Regions from separate parts of the Homo sapiens genome. Here region 1 is linked to region 2. A link is a loop called in an ENCODE intact Hi-C map of the cell type or tissue named here. Cell type or tissue: IMR-90. All regions are shown on one strand. Links, peaks and the distances in the headings refer to the core of each region. The heading gives the core; the rest is flanking DNA.

Region 1 (16,660 bases), core at 5,661-8,160, 530 kb before region 2:
TGTCTCTATGGATTGCCTGTTCTGGATATTTCATGTAAGTGGAATCCTACGATATATAATCTTTGTGTCTGCTTCTCCCACTCAGCATCATGTGTTCAAGGCTCATCCATGCTGTAGCGCATGCCAGTGCTTCCTTTCTTCTTATGGCTCAGTGCTGTTCCATTGCCTGGATGGACCACATTTTGTTGATCCATTCACTGGCTAGGGGTCATTTGGGTTGTTTCCACCTTTTGGCTATTGTGAATAGTGCTCTATGAACAATTGTGGGTAAGTTTTCATTTGAATATTTGCATTTATTTATTTGTTTATTTATCTATCTATCTATTTATGTTTTGGAGACAGAGTCTCCCTCTGTTCCCCAGGCTGGAATTCAGTGGCGCAATCTCGGCTCACTGCAACCTCTGCCTCCCGGGTTCAAGCGATTCTCCTGCCTCAGCCCCCCGAGTAGCTGGGATTACAGGAGTGCGCCATCACGCCTGGCTAATTTTTGTATTTTCGGTAGAGAAGGGGTTTTGTCACGTTGGCCAGGCTGGTCTCGAACTCCTGACCTCAGTCAGGACCTCAACTCCTGATTCCCCTGCCTTGGCCTCCCAAAGTGCTGGGATTACAGGTGTGAGCCACCGCGCCTGGCCTGAACCTTTGTTTTCAATTGTTTGGGGTACATACTTAGGAATGGAACTGCTAGGTTCTGCAGTAACTCTGTGTTTAGCTTGTCAAAGAACCGCCACACTATTTTCCTCAGTGACTGCCCATTTTACATTTTCACCAGCAGTGCACCAGGGCTCCAATTTTTTACATCCTTGCCAACCAACACTTGTTATTTTCTGTTAAAAAAAAAAGTTTGCGCCGGGCACAGTGGCTCACGCCTGTAATCCCAGCACTCTGGGAGGCCAAGCGGGGTGGATTGCCTGAGGTCAGGAGTTCGAGACCAGCTTGACCAATATGGTGAAGCCCCGTCTTTACTAAAAATACAAAAATTAGCTGGGCGTGGTAGCGTGTGCCTGTAGTCCCAGCTACTTGGGAGGCTGAGGCAGGAGAATTTGCTTGACCCTGGGAGATGGAGATTGCAGTGAGCCGAGATTGTGCCACTGCACTCCAGCCTGGGCAACAGAGCAACACTCTGTCTCAAAATAATAGTAACAATAATAATGTTTGCCATCCCAGTGGGTGTGCCTAGCTCCATCTTTTAGATGAGATGGGGTGAGTTCAGGGTCCATATGGCCATAGACTAGATCCATCTTATACTTCTCTCCCCTTCCTTCTTGCTACTCTGGACTTTCATATCCCCAAATTGCCCCTCCGTCCTACCATGGACCTTGGCTTACGCAGTGCCTTCCTCCTTCCCATCCTCCCACTGGGTTCTGTCCACTTGTACCCCAAGGCTACCTCAGATCCTCCTCTGACAATGATCTGTCCCCCAGCCTTCCTTTCACAGCTCCGAATTTGGTTGTAATTTTACATTTCCTTTTGCAATTACTGATTAATGTCCATCTTCTTGACCTGACTACAGCCTTCCCCTAGGAAGGGACCATTCTGCTTTTGCCACCCACTGTGTCCCCAGCACTTAGCACAGTCCCTGGTAGAGACTTTGGGGAGTGCAGTGACACAATCATAGCTACTGCAGCCTTGACCTCCGGGGCTCATAACATCTTCCCCCCTCAGCCTCCCAAGTAGCTGGGACTACAGGAACACACGACCATGCTTGGTTAATTTATTTTTATTTTAATTTTTTTGTAGAGATGGAGTCTCACTATGTTGCCCAGACTGGTCTGGTACTCCTAACCTCAAGCAGTCCTCCTGCCTCAACCTCCCAAAGCACTGGGATTACAGGCCTGAGCCACCGCACCCAGCCCCAGTTCTAAGATGTTAACCACATGTAAGCCTCGGGGAGAATCTCAGGCCCTGGCCCACTTCAATAAATATTTGGTGAATTAATGCATAAGCAATGAATGAGATCCAAGTGTGGATCCTATGACCTTATGAATTTTCCTTTTCTTTTTTTCACTGATCAGTGGCACTAGCAGGCCTCAATAAGTTAGGAACTAAAAAACCTGCTTCAGGCTGGGCACTGTGGCTCATGCCTGTAATCCTAGCACTTTGGGAATCCAAGGTGGGTGGATCACCTGAGGTCAAGAGTTCAAGACCAGCCTGGCCAACATGGTGAAATCTCATCTCTACTAAAAATACAAAAATTAGCTGGGCGTGATGGTGGGCACCTGTAGTCCCAGCTACTCAGGAGGCTGAGGCAGGAGAATCACTTGAACCCGGGAGATGGAGGTTGCAGTGAGCCGAGATTGCACCATTGCACTCCAGCCTGGGCGACAGAGCAAAAACTCTGTCTCAAAAACAAAAAAACCTGCTTCAGCCATAAGGAATTTGGAAACGGATGGCATTCTAATTGCAGAATTAATACTCACTAATGTCTCCCTCTGGAACCAGGGTGAATCTGGCACCGGATTCTGAGTCTTGCTTGGGAATTGTGTTGATTCTGCCTTGCAGTGCTGCTGAAACTCTAGGAACCTTGAAATATATTTGCTTGGTGTAAACATGACCTCAGCGTGACAGGATGATCCTTGTGTTTGCCAAGCCATTAATTTTTATGTGATAACGACGACCACAACAAACTGCTTTTCGCCCACATTTTGAGTTGTTCTTAAGGTCAGGTCTGTGGGATTGTGTGAGACAAAAACCTTATAAACTAGAATGTAGCGGTGAGTTCTCTGTGTTTACAGCCCTGCTCCTACACACGGCTCCAAAGAGCTGAAAATAGAGGATTAAAAATTCATGCAGCTACTTTCTTCCAAGGAACTCCAAATGCTTCTGACAATCTTTATCCTGCAAAGTCATGAGTGGTCAGATGCCCATCCCAAGGACAGGGAAACAGAGGCCCAGAGATAATGACGGGACTTTGCCAGGCCCCTCTACCCCTGCTAATGGAGCAACAGGCTCAGATGAAGAGCCCCTCCCACCTATGTTTCTAGCCCATGCACTCTCCATTAGCCTGATTAAGACAATTGATTTATTCATTCTTAGTGGTTGAGATGGAAAAAAAAAAAAGAAACCAACATGCCATTTGTGTGATATAAATATCTCTGGAAAAAGCTAAAAAACATTGTGTCATACATATTTTCTTAATACCACAGTCAATCACATGTGTCTGTCCAAGTGCCATAGTCCATCAACCCAAGAGTGGGGGATGGGGGTGTTTGGGGGTGGGGATAATGGAGGGGACAGACTCAGCAGAGTCTCAGCTCCAGAATCCTCAGCCACTGCATGGCAAATGTTGCCACTGACTAAAGCTATGCTGGCTGTTCATTTTCCATTACCTATTGCCTTTGAAGAACCTTCTAGAAGTCTTAGAAACTTGATGTTGGGCAGAAAAATGATAGGCAGGGATGCAAAGGTGCTGGGACACCCACTCAACCGGCCAGTTCCCAAAGAAAAAGATGGAGGTTGTCACTTTCTCACTCAGTGTGCCCCATGGACTCACAGAAGGATTTAGATCACAGCGTGGTTCCTCTTCCTCCAACCCTACACCCCCATCATCAAAGAGCCTTTAATCCTGATGATTCACCTGTTAGGAATTTAGCCCAAGGAAATAATTAAAGACATATAAAAAGATTTAGTTACAGGATGTTCGTCATGACATGTAGATTACGGTGAAAGATTAGAAGCAACCTCCATGTCCAACCAACCAAAGGTGATGGCTATGTAAGTTGTGGAGTTCCTCCTTTAAAATTCTGCTCAGATCTCCAAAGAAAAAAGACTGGAAGGAAATTAACCAAGAGAATCACAGAGTTTGTTTTGAGTCTGGAAATATGAGTAAATTTTTTTTTTCCTGGAGTAAGTCCTTGTTTTGGATGTTCTATTCAAAACCAACTTAAATTTGGCTCCAATTGGAAACTTTATGACATCAGGAGGATTGAGATATCATAAAAGGAACAGGAAGGGGCACTCCATGAGGGAACCACATGTAAAGGTCTGAAGGGAAGTCGGGGCAGAGAGGAAACAGCCTCGCTGGAATGGAGGATTTCCACTGCTGTGTGCTGGGATGCATGTCAGAGAGATTTGTAGGCTGTGCACAGACTGTGTATTTTTTGAAAGCCAAGGAGAGGAAGGCACATTAGATATGATAGGCAACTGGGAGCCAGTATAGATTCTTGAACAAGAAAAGACAAATCCAGTTCCAAGGGAGACTAAGAAGAGACAGTCCAAGAAGAGAAAGTGCAGGGGACGAATCTGGTGGTGTCATAATTCTTTTATGGAAGGATCTGACTTTATTGGTTTTAGGGGTAAATGTTTCTGGAGAATCCTAGAACTCTAAATCTGCAAGAAATCTTGAGGTTGCTCTCGTTTTAGGGATAGAACAACCGCAGTCCAAAGAGTTACATCTTCCAGTCATAAGGCAAAATGGCAGCCAAGTTGGTACTGATCACTATCAGTCCTTATTCCTACCCGAGACCAGCTTGTCTCTCTGTTGCCTTCCATCCCAATTCTAAGATTTTTTTTATTTTTCCAGAGACAGGGTCTTGCTTTGTCACACAGGCTGGAGTGCATGGGCACAATCATAGCTCACTGCAGCCTTGAAGTCCTGGGCTCGTGGCATCCTCCCACCTCAGCCTCCCAAGTAGCTGGGACTACAGGAACACATAACCATGCCTGGCTAATTCATTTTATTTTATTTTTATAATTTTGTAGGGACAGAGTCTCACTCTGTTGCCTAGGCTGGTCTGAAACTCCTTGCCTCAAGCAGTCCTCCTGCCTCAACCTCCCAAAGCACTGGGATTACAGTCCTGAGCCGCTGCACCTGGCCCCAATTCTAAGATGTTAACCACATGTAAGCCTTCCAGGAGAACCTCAGACCCTGGTCCACTTCCTGGAGTCCCACCTAAAACTCCATTTTTCCATTCATTTATTTATTCATGTAACACTGAGACCCGAACATTCAAAGACAGACATGCTAATAGTTAGGGTGGAGTGGAAGGGAGATAATGATGGCACACAGTAGGTGTTCAATAAATATTTGTGGAAAGAAAGAGTCAAGGAGGGAAGAAGAGTCCCTGCCCTCAAATAGCTCAAAATGTAATTTGAGAACAGACACAAGTGTTTATATGGGATGCAAGCCGTGCTTTCAGAGGGATATGAGCCCAGGTTCTGCAGGCCCAGGCAAGACACTTCACAGAACCAAACAAAAAAAGTTGACTTTCAACTTCTTTTATTTATTATTATTATGATTTGAGACAGAGTCTTGCTCTGTTACCCAGGCTGGAGTACAGTGCCACGATCTTGGCTCACTGCAACCTCTGCCTCCTGCGTTCAAACTATCCTCCCACCTCAGCCTCCATGTAGCTGGGATTACAGGTGTGCACCATGACACCCGGCTAATTTTTGTATTTTTAGTTGTGGCAGGGGTTTCACCATGTTGGCCAGGCTGGTGTCGAACTCCTGACCTCAAGTGATCTGCCTGCTTCGGCCTCCCAAAGTGCTGGGATTACAGGCATGAGCCACCGTGCCTGGCCCCAACTTCTTTTATAAAAAAGTATTTAACTCAACTAACATTTATGGAGCCCCTACCATGGGCCGGATTGGGGATTAAAATTTCTGCTTTTTCCCCATGGGTTATGCATTAAATCCAAAATGGGTAGGCGATCCCTAGAGAAAAGACAGAGAAGGAGAAAGGAAGAAGGAGGAAAAAATACAAAGTCGTCAGGCTCCCAGAAAAAACAGATGATGCTAGTTTCTCTGAACAATTTTGGACTTCTTTTTCCAACTCCAGCCACCTCATTTGCTTTTCCTTTTGCCCATGGACTCCAAGGTCCGTGGCTCTGGTCTACGGGGGAAGGGCCAGGCATGAGCTACATGGAATCAGACACCCAGAGGCCTCCTCTCCATCTCCCTTTTCCAGTTATTCAGCGTCCTCAGGCCATTTCAATTTTACGTTGCCAAGTGAACATAAATCAAGGGGCCGCCCAGTCTCCTAAAGAAACACTGTGGGACTTCGCAGAGCCTTTCCCAGGGTGTGCACCGGGAAAGAAGGAGAAAGAGGACTAAGCAGAAAGTTACATGTGGCTCCTTTAATCACCAGGTAGAAAGAGAGAGGAGAAAGTTCAAACAGAGCCCCTGCAAGCGGCGCCGGGAAGCCAGCTCTGAGCTCCACTGTTCAAGCAACTGCTGTTGGCATCACAGAGGTTTGTCTTGGCCCAAACCCGTCCCGGGAAACACAGAGACGCTCATGCACTTGGAATTCGCTCCCTTAATGATTCACTCAGCAACTCGGCACAATTACAAAAAGAAGGTGAAAGAAAGGAAGGGAGAAAAGAAGAAAAGAAAAAGAGAGAAGGAAGGAAGGAAGGAAGAGAGGGAGGGAGGGAGGGAAAGAGGGAAGGGATAGAGGGGAGGGACTGAGGGAGGGAGGGAAAGAAAGAGAGGAAGGGAGGGAAAGAAGGAAGGAAAAGAAAGGGAGAAAGGAGAGAGAAGGATGGAAGGAGAAAGAAAGAAAAAGAAAAGAAAGAAAGAGAGAAAGAAAAGGAAGAAGGAAAGAAAGAGGGAGGGAGGAAGGAAGGGAAGGAAAGAGAGAAAAAGAACAAAAGAGAAGGAAGGAAGAAAGAAAAGAGAGAAAGAGAAAGAAAGGAAAAATCGCCACACCACTGGCTGAAGGTGCCCTCTCCCAAATTCCTGGGGCATGACTCAAGTTGGGGCCGGGGATGGGGAGCAAGAGACAAATTTTCTGAGAGCTCCCATGAGGGGACGCTACCAGCTGTGAGCTGATTGCAAGTGAGAACAAAGCAGCAGCGATCTGCAAAGGTCTAACTCAAATGCTGTCTGTTGCACTCCACGAGCTTTGGAGAGAGGTACTAGATAAAACAATGAAGTAAGGGGTGTTGCCAAATAGTCGCCTTACGTTGAGTGCTCATCATATGCCAATGGTGTATCCACATGTTCCATCTCTTATCTCGCAGAGTCCTCACAGCAAACCCAGGAGCAGGGTCTTCAGCCCCATTGCACAGGTGACAGAGCTGAGACCTGACCCATTCCTAACCTGCCCAAGGACACACAGCTAAATAGCCAGGGGGTTCCGAATGTGAAGTTAGGTCTCCTGTGACTCTGTGATATGCCCTTGACCACTCTGCCCTCCAGCCTTCATTTACGGCTCAATTCCCAAATGCCACCACCAGGAATTTGACATATACCCGTAACCTCCCCAATGACATGGAAAAACTGAGCAGCCATTCACTCAATCATGGAAAATTTAAGACCCAAGGCGCGTCCTTCCCAGCTCGGTTACTGAGATGCTCAGCAGCCCTCGGTGCTAGTAAGAAGGGCACACTGGGGCGAAATGCCACTCGATGAACAGGAGCCCTAACATGAAGTCCTCGGACCCTTGCACAGGTAGAATTCAGGGGTCCATAAATTTAACCCGGGAAAAAAATGACATCTTTATTTGCACTAACTTCTCTTTTTTTTTTTTTTTTTTTGAGACAGTTTCACTCTTTGCCCAGGCCAGAGTGCAATGGCACGATCTCAGCTCATTGCAACCTCCACCTCCCAGGTTCAAGTGATTCTCCTGCCTCAGCCTCCCAAGTAGCTGGGATTACAGGTGCGTGCTACCACACCTGGCTAATTTTTGTATTTTTAGTAGAGATGGGGTTTCATCATGTTGGCCAGGCTGGTCTCGAAGTCCTGACCTCAGGTGATCCACCCATCTCAGCTTCCCAAAGTGCTGGGATTACAGACATGAGCCACCGTGCCTGGCTTTGCACTAACTTCTGATCAAATGGCAACATTGTCTTCTATTAGGAATGTAAGTGACAAACTGCCGTGGTATCAGCAGTACCTGTGACTTTGGCACCCATACAAATCACAGATGTGTGTGTATCACCATCAATTGCTGCAGATATATCAAAATATTGTTGTGCTCCTTACTCCTTGGAAGTTACAGTAGTAGATAGACCAGGGTTAGATCTTGCTACTTAGTGGATAATAAATAAGCTTACCTGTTACTATTTTACAACGTTGGTTTTTAATATTTCAGTATCGTTATTACCGTCTAAGTGATTTCCTTGGCAATCAGGTCAGGAGTTCGACACCAGCCTGGCCAACATGGTGAAACCCCTGCCACTACTAAAAATACAAAAATTAGCTGGGCATGGTGGCACATGCCTGTAATCCCAGCTACCCAGGAGGCTGAGGCAGGAGAATCACTTGAACCTGGGAGACGGAGGTTGCAGTGAGCCAAAATCACACCATCGCGCTCCAGCCTGGGAGACAGAGCAAGACTTTGTCAAAAAAAAAAAAAGAAAAAAAAAAGGAAGGAGAGGAGAAAAGAAAAGAAGAAAGAAAAGCACGATTCTAAAAAGTTCTATCAAATTGCCCAAGGGATTTATGGTCTGTACCTGGGAAACTTTGAGGTGAGGCCTCTACTCTGTTTTTTGTTTTGTTTTGTTTTTGAGACGGAGTCTCACACTGTTGCCCAGGGTGGAGTGCAGTGGTGCAATCTCTGCTCACTGCAACCTCTGCCTCCTGGGTTCAAGCAGTTCTCCTGCCTCAGCCTCCCAAGTAGCTGGGATTACAGGCGCCTGCTGCCACACCCAGCTAATGTTTTGTGTTTTTAGTGGAGACAGGATTTCACTATGTTGGCCAGGCTGGTCTTGAACCCCTGACCTCGTGATCCACCCACCTCGGCCTCCCAAAGTGCTAGAATTACAGGCGTGAGCCACCGCGCCCGGCTAGGCCTCTACTCTGGAAGTTTGCAGCAAAATTAGGGAACAAGACAAATGTATTCATCAATATGTAAAATGCAATCATAAATGTCAAACAGGCCATGTGCGGTGGCTCACACCTGTAATCCCAGCACTTTGGGAGGCTGAGGCAGGTGGATTACTTGAGCCCAGGAGTTTGAAACCAGCCTGGGCAACGTGACAAGATCCCGTCTCTACAAAAAGTACAAACATTAGCTGGACATGGTGGTGCATGCCTGTAGTCCCAGGTACTCGGGAAGCTGAGGTGGGAGGATCGCTTGAGCCCGGGAAGTGGAGGCTGCAGTGAGCTGAGATCATGCCACTGCATTCCAGCCTGGGGGACAGAGCAAAACCCTGTCTCAACAAAAACAAAACAAACAAACAAAAAAAGTCAAAGAAAGAGTGAGCTCTTTCAAGACAGGGACTGCATTTTTTAAAAAAAACTCTTGTATCCATAGTACCCCAAACTGCCAACAATCAATAGCAGTATGTTGCCAAAAAGTAATGCCAAATGCATCTCAAATCATCTCAATTTATACTTCTGGCTACTTACAAGCTGAGTGATCTTGAGAGAGTGACAATTACCTTGGCATGCCTCGATTTCCTCATCTGGAAGATGGGCTTAACAAAATCTCTTTCTCAACATTGTCGACACAATCAAATGAGATCAAGGGTGTGAACTCGCCTAGCATAGTCCTGGGCTCTGCACGGGTGCACAGCCAAGGTCAGCTCAGTCTGATGGTGGACTTGCGTTTGGTTTTGTCTTCCTGGAGACCAGAGGCTATTTTCTCAGTTCTTTGGGAAGTGGGGAAATGGGGGTGAGATTTTTGCTTGTTATTATTATTTTTTATTTTTATTTTTATTTTTGAGATGGAGTCTCACTCCGTTGCCCAGGCTGGAGTGCAGTGGTGCAATGTTGGCTCACTGCAACCTCCACCTCCTGGGTTCAGGCAATTCTCCTGCCTCAGCCTCTCGAGTAGCTGGGATTACAGGCATGCGCCACCATACCTGGCTATTTTTTTTGTATTTTTAGTAGAGGTAAGGTTTCACCATGTTGGCCAGGCTGGTCTCAAACTCCTGACCTCAGGTGATCCTCCCACCTCAGCCTCCCAAAGTGCTGGGATCACAGGTGTGAAGCACCATGCCCTGCCTGTTATTATTATTTTTTAAATTAAAAGTTAGATTGAACAGAAAATTGCCTTTTCTGAGACATTTCATCTGACAGGGTCTATGTTTGAGCTCACATCTTATCAAGATAATCAGAATGCCCCATGGTGTCTGGACTGCATCTCTGACCCAGTTAGTGTTCTTTCTAGCGTCTTCTGTGTTACAGACTGGTTTGGAAGAGCTCAAGTTCCCAAAATGCTCCTGTGGCCCTCAGACCTTCCTTCCCTGGGGGACCAGCCCCTAGAAACCTGCAGACTCCATCCCTGGGGTGGCAGCGAGTCACCCTGGGAGAACCTGCATCGGATTTCACCGCTGACAAATTGACCAAAGTGGGTCTGTGTGCACCTTTGCAGGCCCCTCTGATAGCCCTGATCTCTGCACTACCTCTATGAAGACAGCATTGTCTCCCCTCCATTGTCACACATGGAGACCGGGCGGGGTGGGTGGAGGAAGATCTGGACGCTCAGGTCCTTGGCCACCTGCCCTGCCGCATGCCAGGGTGTGATGATCCAGGATTGGAGAATGCCTGCCTTGTCTTGCCAGAGACTGCTTCACCGCTCTCTCGCTCACACATTTGCTCGGAAGATGCCTGCGTCTGTGAGGGCTGGTGAAGACCTGGAACAGCCTTTGAAGGTATCCAGCCAACTGAATTTAATTAAACTGCAGTTCCAGAAGCCAGCAGCATTTTCTTAAGAAAGCAATACAACTTCTAAAAGTCCCCCGATGCTCCCGTGCCGCCCATTTCCTGTGCTTCAGACTACGTCATAAAACTGTCCATGGGGCAGTTTCCTTTGATGATGGATCCAGTTGACAAGTTTTTTTTTTTTTTAGCAAGCATCACAGCCTCTTCTTTCTTAAGTGAGGAATGCCACATTTGTTCTTGCTTCCCCAAGCTGAAGTTATGGGACCTTGATCTTTTCTATGTGGTTTCTTGGATGGCTCATCTTGGAGAGTCACGCTTTCACCAGCCCGAGATCAGGGTAGCATCACAGCAGGAGCCAAATGTTGATTGCATTACTGCACTAAGTAAGATAAAGTGGTGGCCGAGGAATACTTCTGCTTCCAAACATGCCTTTCAGTCATTCAGTCTGCAATTATTGAACCCTTAATACGTGCTAGGGGCTAGGGATAGAATGGTGAACAGGACACCGTAGCTACAATCTTTACCATGTTTTCTATGATCAAGGGAGAGATAGATAATAAATACATAAGCAAATTAAGACATAAAACAGTTACAGATTGTTATACGTGCTAAAAAGAAACAGATGGCTAGAGAATAGTGGAGGGATATTCTTAGATAAAGTCAAAGAAGATCTCTCTGAGAAAGTGACATTCAAGATGAGAGCTGAAGGATGAGACGGAGCCAGCCCTGGGAACAGCCAGGGCTAGAATCTTCCAAGGCAGGAGGAACAGCAAGTGCAAAGGCCCTGGGGAGGGGAAAGCTTGGCAAGCGCTAGGAACTGACAGAAGGTCAGGGTTGCTGGAGTGTAATGAACAAGAAAGGCAGTGGCAAGAGAGAGGAGAGACAGAGAGGCATGGAGGGGTCCCTGCTGAGCCACAGAGATCGCTATGAAGAGTGTGGATTTTGGCCAGGTGCGGTGGCTCATGCCTGTAATCCCAGCGCTTTGGGAGGCCGAGGTGGACAGATCACTTGAGGTCAGGAGTTCGAGACCATCCTGGCCAACTTGGTGAAACCCCGTCTCTAGTATAAATCAAAAAATTAGCTTGGCGCGGTGGTGGTGACCTGTAATCCCAGGTACTTGGGAGGCTGAGGCAGGAGAATTGCTTGAACCTGGGAGGCAGACGTGGCAGGGAGCCGAGATGCCACTGTACTCCAGCCTGGGCAACAGAGTGAAACTCCATCTCAAAATAAATAAATAAATAAATAAGAGTGTGGATTTTACTCTAGGTCGGGGGGAAGGGGAACTGAAATTCACATAGGAACCACCTATGAATCACCTCCACCTATGAAGCTGTGGAATGAATAAATGATTTAGAAATAGTCTTCCATTTGCAAGCTTAGGCATCCAAGTCTTCGGCAATTGCATCCCTCTCTGATCCCCCTCCAGGACTCCTTACCTCTGTCACCCCGTGGGGCTTTTTGCATATATGCCTGTAAATGGTTATCAGAAGACCCTGGCTGAGGTCCTCTAGAGCTGCTGCACTGCCTAACTCCAGGGCGGTAGCAGTGGTCTCACTGTGTTCTCTGTCAGTGACACTCTTTGGCATGCAACATAGACTTGGATGAAATGGTGCTTCCTAGACCTGTGCAATTGGGGGTCCTGGCCTGCCTCTGATGCTCACTAATACATGACCTGAGCAAGTTGCGAGCTGCCTCTGGGTCTCTGTTTTATGGTGTATGAAAAGAGACCCTGCCACACCTACCTCCCAGGGTTGTTGAGCACTTCCAAAGAAGAATATCTCACTGCGGCCCTCGGATGTGCTTCAGGCATCAGCAGACACCCTGACATTTCATTAAAAAAGTGAGAGGTGTGTATGTGTGTGTGTGTTTGCTATGCAAGTGCATTTTCTACAAAAGAGAGGATCCAGGCCAGGTGTGGGGGCTCACGCATGTAATTCTAACACTTTGGGAGGCTGAGGCAGGAGGATCACTTGAGCCTAGGAGTTCAAGGCTAGCAGTCAGCCAAGGTGGCACCACTGCACTCCAGCCTGGGTGACAGAGCAGGACTCTGATTTTGTTTGCAGGGAGAAGAAGGTGCAAGAGAGGGGGAGGTGGGGGAGAGAGAGAGAGACAGAGAGAGAATCCAAGACTGTCTCCTCAGTTTCTCAAAGAGATCCATGATCCACCCAAGCTGAAAAGGTATTAAACACCTGGTAGTTGGAACTGCCTTGGCTCTTGAAGTTGCTCTCTTGCTCTGAAATCTGGTTCAACATTTGCATGTAGATGTTTTGTTTCCTCTCCGAAGTCTGTAAGCCGCTTTGCTTGGTGGGAGGGGGCTGCCTGCATTGGCATTGACTCTTGCCTCCCCACGTCACACCATGCTGACGCCTGGCTCCCATAAACCTGCCAAGCAGCAATCTGTCAGCCCAGGGCCAAGTCCTCCCCACTGTCCAAATTGGAGGACCCCAAGGCCCTTCCTGCTGCACCAATGGCCAAGAGTGGATGGAATGAGCGAAATCATTGTGTACTATCAGTGAGCTGGCGATTGCCTTACTCCTGCAAGGTAATAAGATGCCTTAACCCAGTTAAGAAGCTTCTGCAGGTTACCCCCAAGGAGCCATCGCTAATGCTGGAGATTGCTGGCACCATGGTAGGCCAAGGAGGAAGATGTTTCTGTTTTCAGGGAGAAGAAGATGCAAGTGCTTTTAACCTCCTCCCACCCACGCAAGGTTGACCCTGAATGGTTTATGTGTCTGTGTTACACACACATCCAGCATAGCACCCAGCACATTACAGGCACTTAACAAAAGTAGTAAATAAATAATGGTCCTTTCCAGCTCATATGCCCACCACACCCTCCAGAGATTGTAATGCAGTACACTCACCTCTCATCTAGCCGAATCTTAACTGCTTCCCCCACCTCTTCCTGACAAGTAATAAAGTTAATAATACCTTGTGTGGCTGTTGTATCTTTCTTCGCAAGAACTCCAAACACTTGGCTTCATCCTCATTTCTGAATTAGATTGAAAAGGGCTGGGGGTAAGAGGAAATCCTACTGACCCACACCCACTCCCACCTAATCGATGTTATTTCAGGGAAACTGAGGCCTAGTTAGGACAGGAAATTCTTCGTCCAGATCTGCAAGTCACAGGCAGGTGGGACTGCGAAAAAAGACCTCCCCTGCCCTATTCCCAGTCCTGAATTTAATCTGTCCTGAAACAATTGAAATCTTTTTTTGGCCCGGAGGCCAGGCAGATCTAATTCTGCTAATGTCTGATAGTCCTGCAGTTCTTGAGGTTTGGGAAAACCCCCTTGCTTGGGAAGCTACCCACGGGAAGAAGAGGTCTCTAACAGTATACAGCCAGAGACTGAGAGCTTACCTGCCACCTGGGACCACAGGGAGTGCAAATGAAGTTCCTGCCACACTCTCCAGGGGATATGAATCAGGGATTCAGGGTGGGCTTGGATCTACATGACAAGCTTTGACTTGCCTACCTTCCTGGGCTTCCAGAACAAAGCCTGTGGTGGTGAAAGGCTATATACAATGAAAGAGAGAGAGAAAAAAAAAAAGCATGCCCTGGGAAACCACCTGGCCTGCTCCTGGTTCCCATTAGCTGACTAACTCAAGGAGAAAGTGAGTTAGGAGTTTTTGGGCCTCTGTTGTTTCATCAATTAAATGGGTTTAATATTAATTGCCCTGTGTGCCCCGAGAGGTGATCAGGAGCATGAAGCAAAATAACAGATGGGAAAGTGCTTTGAAAAAATATCAGGTACTCTATTGAGATAACATTGTCGTGAACTTGGCAATGCAGGCTAGGCTGTCTGAGGATCACCTGCAGAACTTCAAAGCTGAAGGGGAACTCGGGGCTCAGAGGGGCCATCATTTTCTGGAAGAGGCCAGAAGAAGGGAAGTGGGTGTGGCAGGCTGAAAAATATCCCCCCTCACCCCAAAGATATCCCAATCAAATCCCTAGAACCTGTGAATGTTATCTGGATCAAGGGTCTTTGCAGACATGATTAGATCAATTTTCTTGAGATGAGGGGATCTCCCTGGATAACCCAAGTAGGCCCTAAATGCAATCACTCATATCCTTACAAATTAGACATGCAGAGAATGGACACACAGAGAAGCAGGGAAAGCAATGTGAAGACAGATGCAGAGATTGGAGTGATGAGTCCACAAGCCAAGGAACACCCAGAACTACCAAATTGGGAGGGGGCAAATGAGGATCTTCCCCTAGAACCCTCACGTTGGTTTCAGGCTTCTGGGCTCCAGAACTGTCAGCGAATACATGTCTGTTTTTCTAAGCCACCACTTTGTGGAAATTGATTACAGCAGCATTTGGAAACTGACACCATGTGAGGTGTGCAAATTCCCACTCTGTGTTGGTAGCAGAGCTGGGCATCCTGGCTCCTCGTCCACCGTGCGTCACGTCGCCGCTCCGCCTGGCATCTGCAGGAGAGGTTAGGAAACACAGTCATCTCCAAAGCTCAGGGACAAGGGAAGATGGCAGTGGCCACTGAACCAGCTGCTTTTGGTAGCATGGGAGGAGAGGCAAAAGGGGACATTGCACATCAAGTGCTGCCTCTCACGAACCAGCCGATGCTGGAACTCACAAACTGTCCCACAGAACAAGCCTGGGATAAAGATCTAGTGTCCTGGGCCGGGCGCCGTGGCTCACACCTGTAATCCCAGCACTCTGGGAGGCTGAGGTGGGCGGATCATGAGGTCAGGAGATCGAAACCATCCTGGCTAACATGGTGAAACCCCGTCTCTACTAAAAATACAAAAAAATTAGCCGGGCATGGTGGCGGGTGCCTGCAGTCCCAGCTACTTGGGAGGCTGAGGCAGGAGAATGGCGTGAACCTGGGAGGCGGAGCTTGCAGTGGGCCGAGATCGCGCCACTGCACTCCAGCCTGGGCGACAGAGCAAGACTCCATCTCAAAAAAAAAAAAAAAAAAAAAAAAGAAATAGTGTCCTCTGCCAAAAGAGGAATAGGTCTCAGCTCCAAATTAGATACCTGGAGGTACAACTCTGTGTTTCCTTCATGCGATGAGCTGGCTCCCACGCTCCTGGGGCCTTCCACTGCAGCGCAGACCTCCCCTGGGAGAGCTGCATGGACACATGTTTTCGGAGAATGGAGACTTGGTGCTGATCTTCTGCGTGTTGTAGAGACGATGGTTTGCTGTCAGTTCCTGCCTGCCATCCAGCAAAAAAGGCTCTGATGGCTGAGTAGCTGATTGTTCTCCAAAAGGCCCATGAGAAAAGCTGCATGTTCAGAACTCCAAAGATTGATTTCTGACCCAGAGTGAATTTTCATGGAGTTATCAGAAACGAGCGCCTTGTGACTTTCAGTTCCCCAGTTAGCCAGCTGCTGATGAGGGAACTCCCTGCTGAATGTCTGGCATCTTCCAGCTTTAGTTCCCAGTTGTATCCTCACACTACAGAGAGAGAGAGAGAGAAACAGCTAGTTCTCTTTTTGTTCTTTTTTTTTTTTTTTTTGAGACAGGGTCTCTCTCTGTCACCCAGGCTGGAGTGCAGTGGCACGTTCTCGGCTCACTGCAACCTCTGCCTCCCAGGCTCAAGCAATTCTCGCTCGTGCCTTTCTGCCTCCAGAGTAGCTGAGATTACAGGTGCTCACCACCTCGCCCGGCTAATTTTTGTATTTTCAGTAGAGACAGGGTTTCACCACATTGGGTGGGCTGGTCTCGAACTCCTGGCCTCAAGTGATCCACCAGCCTTGGCCTCCCAAAGTGCTGGGATTACAGATGTGAGCCACCGCACCTGGCCAAAAAAAAAATTTAGTGTATGTATATTCAGCGTGTCTTTATTTGAATAGGTAATATATGTATATGTGGAAAAATTTCAAGCATTGCAAGAAAGTGTACAGTGAAAATAAATAAGATAAAAAAGAGCATACATCTCCTTCACTGTCTGACTCTAGGCCCCCTGAGTTCCTTCACTAGAAGAAACCACCATCACTTGCCTCTTGGATAAGCTTCCAGAAGAATTTGATGCTATAAAACATGTAATGTAAGTGCATATCCCCTTTTGTTTAACAAATGATAGCATCTTCTACATGCTGTTATGCCTCTTTGTTCTTTCTGTTTGTTAATATCTTTTGGAGACCAT
Region 2 (12,159 bases), core at 5,488-7,987:
AAGGGGGAGGGACATTAGTTTAAGTGTGGAATGAGCCTTGATTAAACAACAAAAACGAACTAGATTAGCTTTCAGGGATAAGGAACAGACCATTGGTCTGTTTTTTTGGATGATTAGAGACTGATAGGTCTAGGAAAGTTTTGGATTTTAAACTGTACTAATATGTGTTCCTCTGAGGGCTGCTGAGTATAGAACTGAACTGGCAGAAGGGCTATTTTTTTTTCCAGTCTGATATGCCGAAAGCAGGAATCCTCTAATCTGGTAACTTTTGTTGGATTGGAACACTAGAATCTGAATTTATACAGTGGCCACATGAAGGAAAAGGACATGAAAATGTGAAAAACTCTGGTAGAAGAAATGACTCATTTCTTCATTGCTGATCCAGGCATTGAATTTGACTATCCACTGGAGGCCAAGTGCTGCCTGGGTTTGGTTTTAAAGATACAGAGGGTTAGGATAGGTGCTTTGGCAATGGTGATGGGAATCCAATATGAAAAGAAAAGGAGGTACAAGTCAAAGGAGGAGAAAGAAAGGAACAGAGCAAGCATTTTGGAGTGGCCTGCCTGATCTGTTCATGACCACCATCCTGGTAATTGTTTCTGCTCTGGGCCACTGAACTTATTCTTTGTATAAATTATGAATTACTATTAAGCTTAATGAAGAAATGTTTAACTGTTGGGAATATACTTTTAGTAATATTAACATGAAAAGGAGAATTGGACATTTTCAATCAAATTTTCATTTCTCTGAGTGTTTTTGCTTTACTCTGATTTTTAGTCTGGCATTTAATCACATGAGCGGTTTACCTTAGAATATATTGCTAATTCATCTTACTACTCGTAAATGGAGTTGGGAGGCTGTTGGCTGAGTTGTCATCTCATGTGTCTTTGAATTTAATTTTAATTTTACATTTCAATGTTGTGACATTGTATAAGTATAAATAAATAAAAGGCCTTCTATTTGTAAAAATCATTTTTTGCTTTATTTTATATTTTATTTTAATTCATCACCAGTTCATTTAATGTTAAAGATAATCTTGCCCAGTAATGCACTTGGTTTGTTTTTGAATAACAGATCAGAGAAAAACCTTCTGAATATTTCAATAATTTTACACAATAAGGTTATTTTTGGTGAAGATAAATAGTAACTATAAAAATAGGTACAGAAGATACATAGTTTGTTGTGATAAATGCAAAAAAAAAAAAAGAATTGGAGGGCTTGAGATTATGCCTTTTAGCTGCTTGCTTCCAAGTATAAGGGAAACCAGACCAATTGTCAGTTACTACTGGAGGCACCACCCTAATGTAACACTGTGTCCCTGAAAATTGACTTGGGAGGGAAGAATTGCTTAAGGTCTGCAAGCTCTCCTTTGATGGCGCAATCTGCCCTCACAAGATCCATGAAAAAAATTCACTGTTTCTTACACTTGATAAGCTTGTAACCATCTCCTTTGTTTCACTATCTGTTGGTATTTCTAGAGGTTCACCTGGTAAACGCTTCTACCAAGAGGCATCTACCAATAGGCATACATTAGGAAATATTTGAATGCTGCCCTACTTATATACACGTCACTCTGTTTTAATAACACCGTCTGTTCTTAGGCTGTATCACCTGCTCTGCGCTCATCAAAAATGCCTGCAGTTGGGACAGAAGACCGACCTCTTGGGAAGGATGGAAGAGCTGCTGTTCCTTATCCACCAAGTAGGTAGAGAAACTTGACTGAGCCATTGTGGCTCACTGCCTGTAACTTAGATATAATATTCTCATACTTAGTGGTGCTTTATCTTTATCTGAAATTTCCCTTCCTTTTGACAGAATTCTAACTGTGAATTAAAACCTATATAAATTGGTGTTCTGAGATGGCAGGCAGCTAATCATATACAGAAACCATCTTAATTTGAATTCCTTTCCTTTGTTTTCCAGTTAAGAATTAGCTTTTTATAGCTTAAAATGTAGAAAAACATGTTTTAGGTTTGTTTTTCTAATAGTCCTTTCCTAGTAGAATAAATGCTGCACAAGTGATTTTTCAAACTGATACTCTATTATAAGACTGTGTAAAATGTTTCTGTTTTTATAAATATAATTCACTCAAGGATATTGGATATTTGATTTCAGTGGTCCTTTTCAAGATGCATACTAAAGTTTTTGTGTTTCCTTTTGAGATCAACTAGTTTTACCATATATGCTGACAAAGAGATGAACCTCTTTTTTTTGAGTATATTCTTTGCCCTAAGAAACCAAATTATTCTACAAGAGGAAAAAAAAGGGTAGCTTATGTGGATACTCTGAAGCAGAAACATAATTCCATTGCAAATCATTCTTTAACACCTTCTCATTAACTTCAGCTGGTAATGAGAACAAATTGAGGGGAAAAACCACCATGTCATAGGGATGAGTCAAAAAGCTTTATGAACCTATAAATGTAGTGCTGATTTACTCAAATCTAGAAGTTGGGAAGTATACAGAGATTGGATTTTGACAGCTTTAGTGGATCCATAGCTTTTTAAAATATGCAAAGCTTTCTCAAGCATGACATGGGTGAAAATGAATAATGATAGCCAGCCCGTTGCTGTAGTTTTTTTAGTTAAACATTTTTCTTGTTTTATTACTCTGCACTGCAGAATTTCACAAACATGGAACTTCACAGATTAAAAGAAACAGTATTAAAATAGATATGTGCAGGTCAGATGAGTGAGTTTTTCCTCTTTTTTGAATCCATTGATCCTTTACCCTTTTTGACATGACGTGATGCGTAGTGATGTGAAATGTTAGAATGTCTGATAACTCAGCCAAGGCTTTTCACTCGCAGACATCCTGCTAGTTAGCAGCATTGCCAAGTGAAGTATATTGTGTGCTCTATCCTTTCTCTCATTTCTATCCAAAAAAGAATTATTTCAAAAAGAAGCTACTCAAAATTCAAAATTTTATGATAAAGTGCACGTTATAAAAACGAATCAATATGAAATGTAGCACAGAATATTAACACCAGGAAAACCCAGATATGCAAGAATACAGAGGATCATTTTAATGTGTACAAAGCATATATATAAATATGTGTTCGTGAGAGCATATGTATTTGTGGGATGGGGTGGGGGAGTGAGGGGAACACACAGTATTTCCTCCCAAGAAATGACAATGAAAATAGCCTGGCAAGATATTTTAATCTCAGCAATAGATTTTTGGGCATTGCAGTGGGAAGACAAATGTATTATAAAAGTTAATGTCTAGCCTGTAATCCCAGCACTTTGGGAGCCCAAGGTGAGCAGATTACTTGAGGTCAGGAGTTGGAGACCAACCTGGCCAACGTGGTGAAACCCCATCTCTACTTAAAATACAAAACTTGGCACCACATGGTGGTGTGCACCTCTAATCCCAGCTACTCGGGAGGCTGAGGCAGGAGAATCACTTGAACCCAGGAGGCGGAGGTTGCAGTGAGCCGAGATAGCACCACTGCACTCCAGCCTCGGCGACAGAGCAAGACTCCATCTCAAAAAACAGAAACAAAACAAAATTAATGTCTAAACAACACTGTCCAGTAGAAACACAAGGGAAGCCACAAATGAGAGCCACATGTGCAATTTCACATTTTCTAGTGGCTATTTAAAAAAAGAAATTAATTTTAATAATATACAGTATTTTATTTAAGTATCCAAAATATTATTTTTACATGTAATTAGTATAAAATTATTGCAGTATTTCACTTTTTTTATAAAAATGTAATATATAATGGTTGTACATATTTTACTTTTTTTTTTGGTATGAAGTTTTGGGAATACAGTGTATGTTTTACATATGCAACCCATCTCTATTTGGTCAAGCCCCATTTTGGGTGCTCAGTAGCCACGTGTGGCCAGTGGATATTGTGTTGGAAAGCATAGGTTCCTCATTATTCATTTGTGAATGTAATGCTGAAGACAGCAACAAACAGTGACAAATAGGTTTACTTTAATATCAAGTTTATGTTAAGGTAGTATTGTGTTATAGTAAAAACATGTTTTTATTAGGTTTTATTATTAACCACTTTCTTACAAATTTTCGCATTTGAAAGCACATCAGTTTAAAGTATGAGTCTTTGAATAGACAAAAGGAAAGAGTTGGATTTTGGGGTTGGTTCATTTGTTTATTTTCCAAGAGTCCTTACGGTTTGGAAGGGACTTGGGCATGTGCTCTGGGGTGAGGAGAACACTAAGAAATCAACAATGCTGCTTTGTTGGAGGTCTTCCATCCTGTGCATGAATACATAAAGTGCTGGGCAGGAGCAGGTGGGTGTCTTATGAGTTCCCGCTGAAGTGCAGAGATAGGCAGGATGGGAGTAAGCAGAGCGCTGTGGGCAGCACAGCTCACCTCCAGTCCGTCCTGGTGGCTGTTTCCACCCTTGCTTTAGCCGTTTTCTGGGAAGAAAATTGAAGAGACAAATCATGTTTCTATTTTGGAGGACCAAAGTGTTTCTTGGAGTCTGTGTGTTCTTTCTGCTTTACCCACTTTGAGTCCGATTCCCTTTGGTCATCTCAAAATTTCTTTAGGGTCATATATTTTCAGAAAGTCCCAAAACTTGACAGTGGTTCCATCTTTTTCCAATCCAGGTTTGGGAGGGAGAATTAATTTGTACTGAGTTCATCATTTGCTGAATGTTTAGATGTTTGCAGCAAAGTGTTCACTTCTGAGCATACATTATCTCAATATGCACAAAAAATATGAAGTAGATATTTTTCCCATTTTACGGATTAGGAAATTGAAGTGAGACAGACTGAGTCTTCCTTAAGAATATCTGATAGTAACAATGATAAAGACCACTTTATAAAGTGACTCTCTTGGAGGTAGAATTTCATCCCTGCTTTTTTGTGTGTTCTCTGTTTACCTTTGCTAAAATTAACAGGGTGGCTGAGGCTTTGAAAACTGAGATATATGCGTGCGTTCAGGAAGATCAAAGAAGTCAGCTAACACTAAGTGGGTGGAAATGCCTTTATTATGTTTCTTACAGGAAATGTAAAAACAAATTTAATAGAACTATTTTTTTTTTTTTGCAAAATCTTGTGTCATAGGATACTTATAAGAAAGGCTATGTTTAAGCTCATCCTTTTAACTTAAAGAGAATTTATACAATTTCTGTACTTCACAAAGAGCTACACTGGCTATTAAGATTTATGGCAATGTGACTTTGAAGATTTTATGAAGCAGAATTATGTTTTAAAATATAACTCAAATTATATTACAGTTTTGTAGTAGCTGTTCTTCGGCTTGAGAGGAGGAATAGGGACTAAAGGTTAAAGGTGATGGATTTATTTCAAGCGTAGATGAACTTTTTTTTTTTTTGAGACAGAGTCTTTCTCTTTCACCGAGGCTGGATTGCAGTGGCGAGATCTCGGCTCACTGCAATCTCTGCCACCTCAGTTGAAGAGATTCTTGTGCCTCAGCCTCCTGCCAGCATGCCTGGCTAATTTTTGTATTTATTTAATAGAGACAGGATTTCGCCATATTGCCCAGATTGGTCTCGAACTCCTGACCTCAAATGATCTGCCTGCCTTGGCCTCCTAAAGTACTGGGATTATAGGTGTGAGCTATCCCACCCGGCCTCCAGTGTAGACTAACTTTATATTAAAGATCTTGGCTTTGTTTTAAAGAAAACTTACTGATCTGGTTCCTGCTACATTTTAAGTCCTGTTTTTCCACCTCAGAGTGTATCGGTTATGTAGCCTCTCAAATAGTTTTCTGCCAGTTTCTTGTTTGGCTTGGCTCATGTTTCTACTTCTATAAATTTTTAAGGTGCCTTGAAGATCAACTTGGGATTTTTAGTTTTTTCTTCTTCTTTTTTTTAGAAGCAGCAGGTACTTTTTTGTATAATGAAATCAGATACAGATTCCTATTATAGAAAATAAGTAGCAGTGGAGCATCGCTAATGGAAATGAATGTTGGAATTAACAACCCTGCTGATTGGCCTCTCCCTCTCCTTATTTTACAAATAACTCCACAGGCCAAGAGAGGCTAAATGATTTAGGATTATACAGTTGTTTCACTTAGAAACACGGTAAAGATTATGTAATTCAGAAGTTCTCACCTTTTCTTCTGCCTCCATATGCTGAGGTGTTTGAAAGCTTTCCTCTCCCCTCACAAACAAAGCAAAGCAAGTAGGCCCATTGAGAGTCATCCATCTAGCCCTGCCTTCCCTGTTAGATGAAGGAACCAAGGCCCCAAGGGGGGAAGTGACCTGACCACAGCAGATCTAAGTCCCCAGCACCTGGACTGGGTAGCCGTGAGCACAGCACGGTACAGTTGCCCAGTGTTAATTTCTGATTCGGAGCTAGGAGTCAGATCTTAGTGATTCAGTGGTTATTATTGGTCTGTTTAAATCTTGAAGTTGTTGGAAAGAGCAATAGGATAGGAAACTGGGACATTAAATCACTGATTTAAAAACCTGTGGCTCCAAACTTAAAAAATTTGCTGCATAGGCCACCCCCTAGTGGCCAAATTTTACAACTACAACTTTTCAATAGGTCTACTTTTTAAGAATCAGTGCCTTAATGAACTACTGTAGTGATAATTTTTTACTACAGGTGTATTAAAGGAAACTTTTTTTTTAAAGAAGGAGTTCAGAACCGCTGTTCTAAGTATTTCTTAAAAGAAACTTTGAAGTTTCATTTTAATATCTGTCTGGAAAAAATATGGAACTGTTTCCCCAAAAGAGCAGCTGTGAGTTTCCCCAAAAGAGCAGCTGTAAGTGTAGTGGATTTGTCAAACTAGCTGAGTAATCAGCTCCAAACAATTTTTATTTTTTGTAATATTTTATACATACTTGAAAGCAGGGATAGAACTTTAGTAGTGGTAACTATCTAATTGCTTCCACTTTCTGTTTAATTCCTCTCCTTAGACTTTTCAGGGAATCAGTTGTTGGAAGAAACATACAAGTTATGTAGACTTTGTTTACTTAATTAATGTGAAGCCAGACCATAAAGCATCAAGAAGTTAGTGATAAAGACCAAGAAAAGTCCAGGCACAGTGGCTCACACCTGCCATCCCAGCGCTTGGGGAGTACGAGGCAGGCGGGCCACTTGAGCCCAGGAGTTCGAGACCAGCCTGGGCAACATGGTGAAACCCTGTTTCTACCAAAAATACAAAAATTAGCTGGGCATGGTGGCACGTGCCTATAGTCCCAGCTACTTGGGAGGCTGAGGCACAAGAATTGCTTGAACGAGGAAGGCAGAGGTTACAGTGAGTCAAGATCAGGCCACTGCACTCCAGCCTGGGTGATACAGTGATACTTTGTCTCACGAAACAAAACAAAACAAGACCCAGAAAAAGATAATTCTCTGCTGATGGCCTTCTTCTTAGTCACTTCCATTATTAATATTCTTTTGTGAACTGATGTGATCATTTAATTAGCACTATTTTTGGTGCCAAAGAGTGCGCCTGGCTATAAGCTAGGACTTTTTAGAAGCCCTTCCTATTAAACAAATTTTTTTTATTTCTTATTTTTAGCAGTTGCAGACTTGCAAAGGATGTTTCCCACTCCACCATCTTTGGAACAGCATCCTGCATTTTCTCCTGTGATGAATTATAAAGATGGGATCAGCTCAGAGACAGTGACAGCATTAGGCATGATGGAGAGCCCTATGGTCAGTATGGTTTCAACACAACTCACAGAATTCAAAATGGAAGTGGAAGATGGATTAGGAAGTCCCAAGCCCGAGGAAATTAAGGTAGTTGTCAATATATTAACATTTCCAGGGCAGAGCAGTTTCCAAGTGGATTCACATACATCTGCTTTAAAATGGTATTGTCTGTGTGCCATATATACATAAGTTCCTAAGAATCCTTTTAATTAGAACATGAGGCACACCAGCAGGCATATTAAATAGTGTCTTTTGATTGATTTAACATTTCTGCATTAGCATTTTCTAATGATCATAGGAGAGAAATACTGAAATACGATCATTTTGGTTGCTGTTTTTATGATAGCACTATGCCACTGTGGTGTGTTCTACAGAGTTTACCAATATTAACACTGACCCCACTTTGTTGTCACAGGACTTTTCATATGTGCACAAAGTTCCATCCTTTCAACCTTTTGTGGGATCCTCCATGTTTGCTCCACTGAAGATGTTGCCGAGCCATTGTTTGCTACCTCTGAAGATACCTGATGCCTGTCTGTTTCGGCCTTCATGGGCAATTCCTCCTAAAATTGAACAACTGCCCATGCCCCCTGCAGCCACTTTCATTAGAGATGGCTACAAGTATGTATAGGGATTGTGTCATTTACTTGCCATATTTGATGCAATTTTTATCTTAACTAAATGTTTGTTAAAAATGATGACAAGGTCCGGGCGCGGTGGCTCATGCCTGTAATCCCAGCACTTTGGGAGGTGGAGGCGGGCAGATCACTTGAGGTCAGGAGTTTGAGACCAGCCTGGCCAACATGGTGAAACCCCGTCTCTACTAAAAATACAAAAAATTAGCTGGGCTTGGTGGCAGGAGTCTGTAATCCTAGCTACTCGGGAGGCTGAGGCAGGAGAATCGCTTGAACCCGGGAGGTGGAGGTTGCAGTGAGCCAAGATCGCGCCACTGCCCTCCAGCCTGGGCGACAGAGTGAGACTCTGTCTCAGAAAGAAAAAAAAGAAAGAAAAAATGATGACAAGTAGCATATCATTTGAAACTTTCCTTTATTGGTCGTTCATGTTTTTGTGCAAATTATTTTGTGCTGGAAAATGTGCATTATTTTCTAAATGAAATTTTGTATGCAGACAGTCCCTGACTTACAGTGGATTTACTCAGGAGTTTTTGACTTTTTGATGATGTAAAAGTAATACACGTTCAGGACATGCTGTACTTTGAGAACCCATACAACCGATCTGTTTTTTACTTTCAGTACAGTATTTGATAAATTACACGAGATAGTCAGCACTTTATTGTAAAACAGGCTTTGAGTTAGATGATTTCCCCAATGGTAGGCCAATGTAAGTGTTCTGAATATGTTGAAGATAGGCTAGGGCCGGGTGCGGTGGCTCAAACCGTAATCCCAACACTTTTGGGAGGCCGAGGTGGATGGATTGCTTGAGCTCAGGAGTTTGAGACCAGCCTGGGCAAATGGCGAAACCCTGTCTCTACAAAAAATACAAAAATTTAGTTGGGCATGATGGTGTGTGTCTGTGACCCAGCTGCTTGGGAGGCTGAGGCAGGAGAATCACTTGAACTCACGAGGCGGAGGTTGCAGTGAGCCAAGATTGCACTACTGCACTCCAGCCTGGTCGACAGAGCAAGACCCTGTCACAAAAACAAACAGATAGGCTAAACAATGATGGAATCAGTTTTCCCTGTGATGAATAATTTCTTAATAAATAAAGTGATTTGATTGATAGAAAAGGCCACAAATTCAGATTTCTGCTGTGGTCAGGTAAGCAATATATAGATGAAATGGACAGGGTAAATGCAAAAGAGTTGGTACTACTGATGCTCAGCACCATTGTGCTGAGCTTAAGGAACCAATAAAACAAATTTGTGGTCCAGCCTCAGCCTCTGGGCTGCAAGTTTGTGACCTTCTGTAAAATCATCCTGATGAAGTTAATTTTAATGTCGTAACAAGACTTCCTGCTTGTGTATATAAAGTCAGTGTCAGAAAGAAAAACGGTGACAGAAAAGTACAGAGGAATCCTAGACTTAGGAAGCTACACTTGCAGTATTAATAAGACTGAAATTCCTGCCTTGCAAAAATTATATGCATGACCTTAAATGACCATTTTACGTGGGTCTTCCCTTTAAAATGGAGTAATCCTGCTCTGCCTCCCGCACAGGACTTCCACAATGCTTCAACGACTAATGACTGTAGAAGTACCGTGGAAATAACAATGCACCAGCAGTATAAAGAGTGTGCTGAAAAGCACCCTGAGCGCCTGGCTGGTGTGCTGCTGCTGTGCTCCGATTGTACTCTAGCTTACTCAGCTAGATCCTGGCACAACACACCTAGAACACCTTGGCGCATAAGGGGTTAGCTTAGCACATACAGTTGCCAATAAATGACATAGCAGTTTTAAGAACCCATTCAGCAGTTTAATCTCTTTCATACATACAGGTTTCCCCAAAAAGGTCACATGCAAGCTTTTGCTGTGTAATCGTTTAAATCATTTAGGTCATTATTTAGATCTATTACATCTTTCATTTGCCATCCCAAAGATTCTTTGTATTCTTAACTGGCTCTATTATACAACTTTATGTGATGAAGGTTTTGTTTTTGTTTTTGTTTTTGTTTTTTGGGGGGGTTTTTTGGAGACAGGGTCTCGCTCTGTCACCTGGGCTGGAGTACAGTGGCACAATCACAGCTCACTGCAGCCTTGACCTCCTGGGCTCAAGTGATCCTCCCACATCAGCCTCCTGAGTAGCTGGGACTACAGGCACGTGCCACCACACCCAGCTAATTTTTATGAAATTTTGTTGTAGAGTTTGTGTCTCCCTGTGTTGCCGACACTGGTCCTGAACTCCTGGGTTCAAGTGTTTCTCCTGCCTCGGCCTCCTAAAGTGTTGGGATTATAGGCATGAGCTACTGCACCTGGCATGTAGGTGATTCCTGTCTGCACTGTCCACTATGGCAGTCATCAGCTTCCTGCTGCAGGTGTTGACCACTTGAAATGTGGCTAGTGAGACCAAGACTGAATTGTTTTATGTTAATTAATTTAAATTTAGGACATGGGGACTGGTGGCTACCTTATTGGACAGTATGTTTCCAGCATATGTGTAATCCTGCTGTGGTCTCTGCTCGCCATCACCCTGGACTCCTCCTTTGTCACATGCAATACCCCTGCAATCATTTGCTTCATGTCTGCCATACTTGCTTATGAGCCACCTTTTGTTTCTCTTTTTCACTTTTGACTATCCAGCTTCTAGCGTAGGGTTGCTACTCAGTTCATTTTTATTAAATGGGAAAAATCAGATTACAAGATAAACCATTCTTACTACCCAGGGAGCAATTTAATTCTTTAGGTTTTCAGTTAGTACTCATAGTTCCTTTTCTGATCTGAACTGCGTAATAATTTTAGGGTTTTGTTGAACAGGAGAATTTGAAAGGAGTCCAGTTAGAGTAAAGATCGTTATTACACACTTAACTATTTTGGTCTCTAAGAGAGCAGTGATTGCCAATCAAGTTTTCTGGGTCATTTTTTTTTTTTTATCTGTACTCAAAGATACCACTGTGCCTCAGATTTAATATTTCTTTACAGTGCCTGATTTGGACTTTTAGGCTGGTAGTTTAGGCATAGCTAATTAAAAATCACAAGGAAATTATTTGAAGAGACATTTCTTTATGACGTGCTTCTTTCACATTATAAGTAACTGAATATGTAGTTTATTGGAGGAGCATTAGTTTAAGTACAGTATTAATATATATAAAAGGATATTAAAAAATTTTAAAAATATTCTTTTGATACCTTCTAAGTAGGAAGAATGGACTCATATGCTAATATACATATACATCTAAGAAAGTACAGTTGTCCCTTGGTATCCTTGGGGGATTGATTCCAGGACCCCCTCGGATACCAAAATCTGAAGATGCTCAAGTACCCTATATAAAATGGCAGAGTATTTCCTTGTAATTTACACAAATCCCTCTGTATACCTTAAGTCATCTCTGGATTACTTGTAATGCCTAATACAATGTAAATGCTATATAAATGTTGTACTTTACTGTTTTGATTTGTGTTTTTTAACTGTTGTTTTTTTTTTAATTGTATTTTTATTTTGATTTTCCATCTGTATATGGCTGAATCCACAGATGTGGAACTTGTGGCTATAGAGGGCCAACTGTATATCAAGAAAATGTTTTATGATAATGAAACAGCAGAACCTTGCAGACAGTGTTTTCTGCCTAGCTGTTCCAAAAAGAAGTCACTGCTTATGAGAAAGTAGATAACATAGCCCAGTCAGTCTTGGGCAACTAAAATAATTACACTATATGCAATGCATACCATATTGAAAAGTGAAAAATGAAGTGCTTACCACCCCACAGAAAGCTGCTGGAAGCTGGAAACTCTGATACAGTATGTGTACTTCTGTGCAACCACCTAATTAATACTGAGGCCTCTTAGCCGCATATGTAATATTTCTATCAGTTGTAGTATAGTACTGGTAAATGGGCTACCTAAAATATAATTCCCTCATGGTCACTCATTACTATAAAAA

The links. A loop is a pair of places that touch in the nucleus more often than their neighbours do. Peaks named below come from ENCODE experiments on the same cell type or tissue, not always from the same donor. Only the 100,000 strongest peaks of a DNase experiment are listed, where the experiment ranks them.
Region 1: it touches region 2 in a loop (2.9-fold over the local background); 3 of 110 quality-filtered maps call a loop at or near these places.

What each region holds. Positions count from the first base shown.
Region 1 is chr12:116,515,138-116,531,797 of GRCh38, reverse strand. LINC02457 (long intergenic non-protein coding RNA 2457) reads right to left here and starts at 15,969. Exons shown (of 3, transcript XR_001749339.3): 1 at 15,549-15,969; 2 at 13,908-14,980; 3 at 9,884-13,540. RefSeq lists enhancers at 2,803-4,002, 12,428-12,928, 12,929-13,429. In IMR-90, for the core only: a CTCF peak has its summit at 6,730; a DNase peak (open chromatin) is centred at 6,197; H3K4me3 peaks cover 343 bases; H3K27ac peaks cover 987 bases.
Region 2 is chr12:115,992,545-116,004,703 of GRCh38, reverse strand. MED13L (mediator complex subunit 13L) reads left to right here. Exons shown (of 31, transcript NM_015335.5): 14 at 1,602-1,701; 15 at 7,474-7,694; 16 at 8,023-8,228. Among named protein-coding and RNA genes, the nearest start is that of LINC02463, 110 kb to the right of the region's middle. RefSeq lists enhancers at 5,687-6,186, 6,254-6,303, 6,187-6,688. In IMR-90, for the core only: a CTCF peak has its summit at 6,464 (motif pointing left); a DNase peak (open chromatin) is centred at 6,403.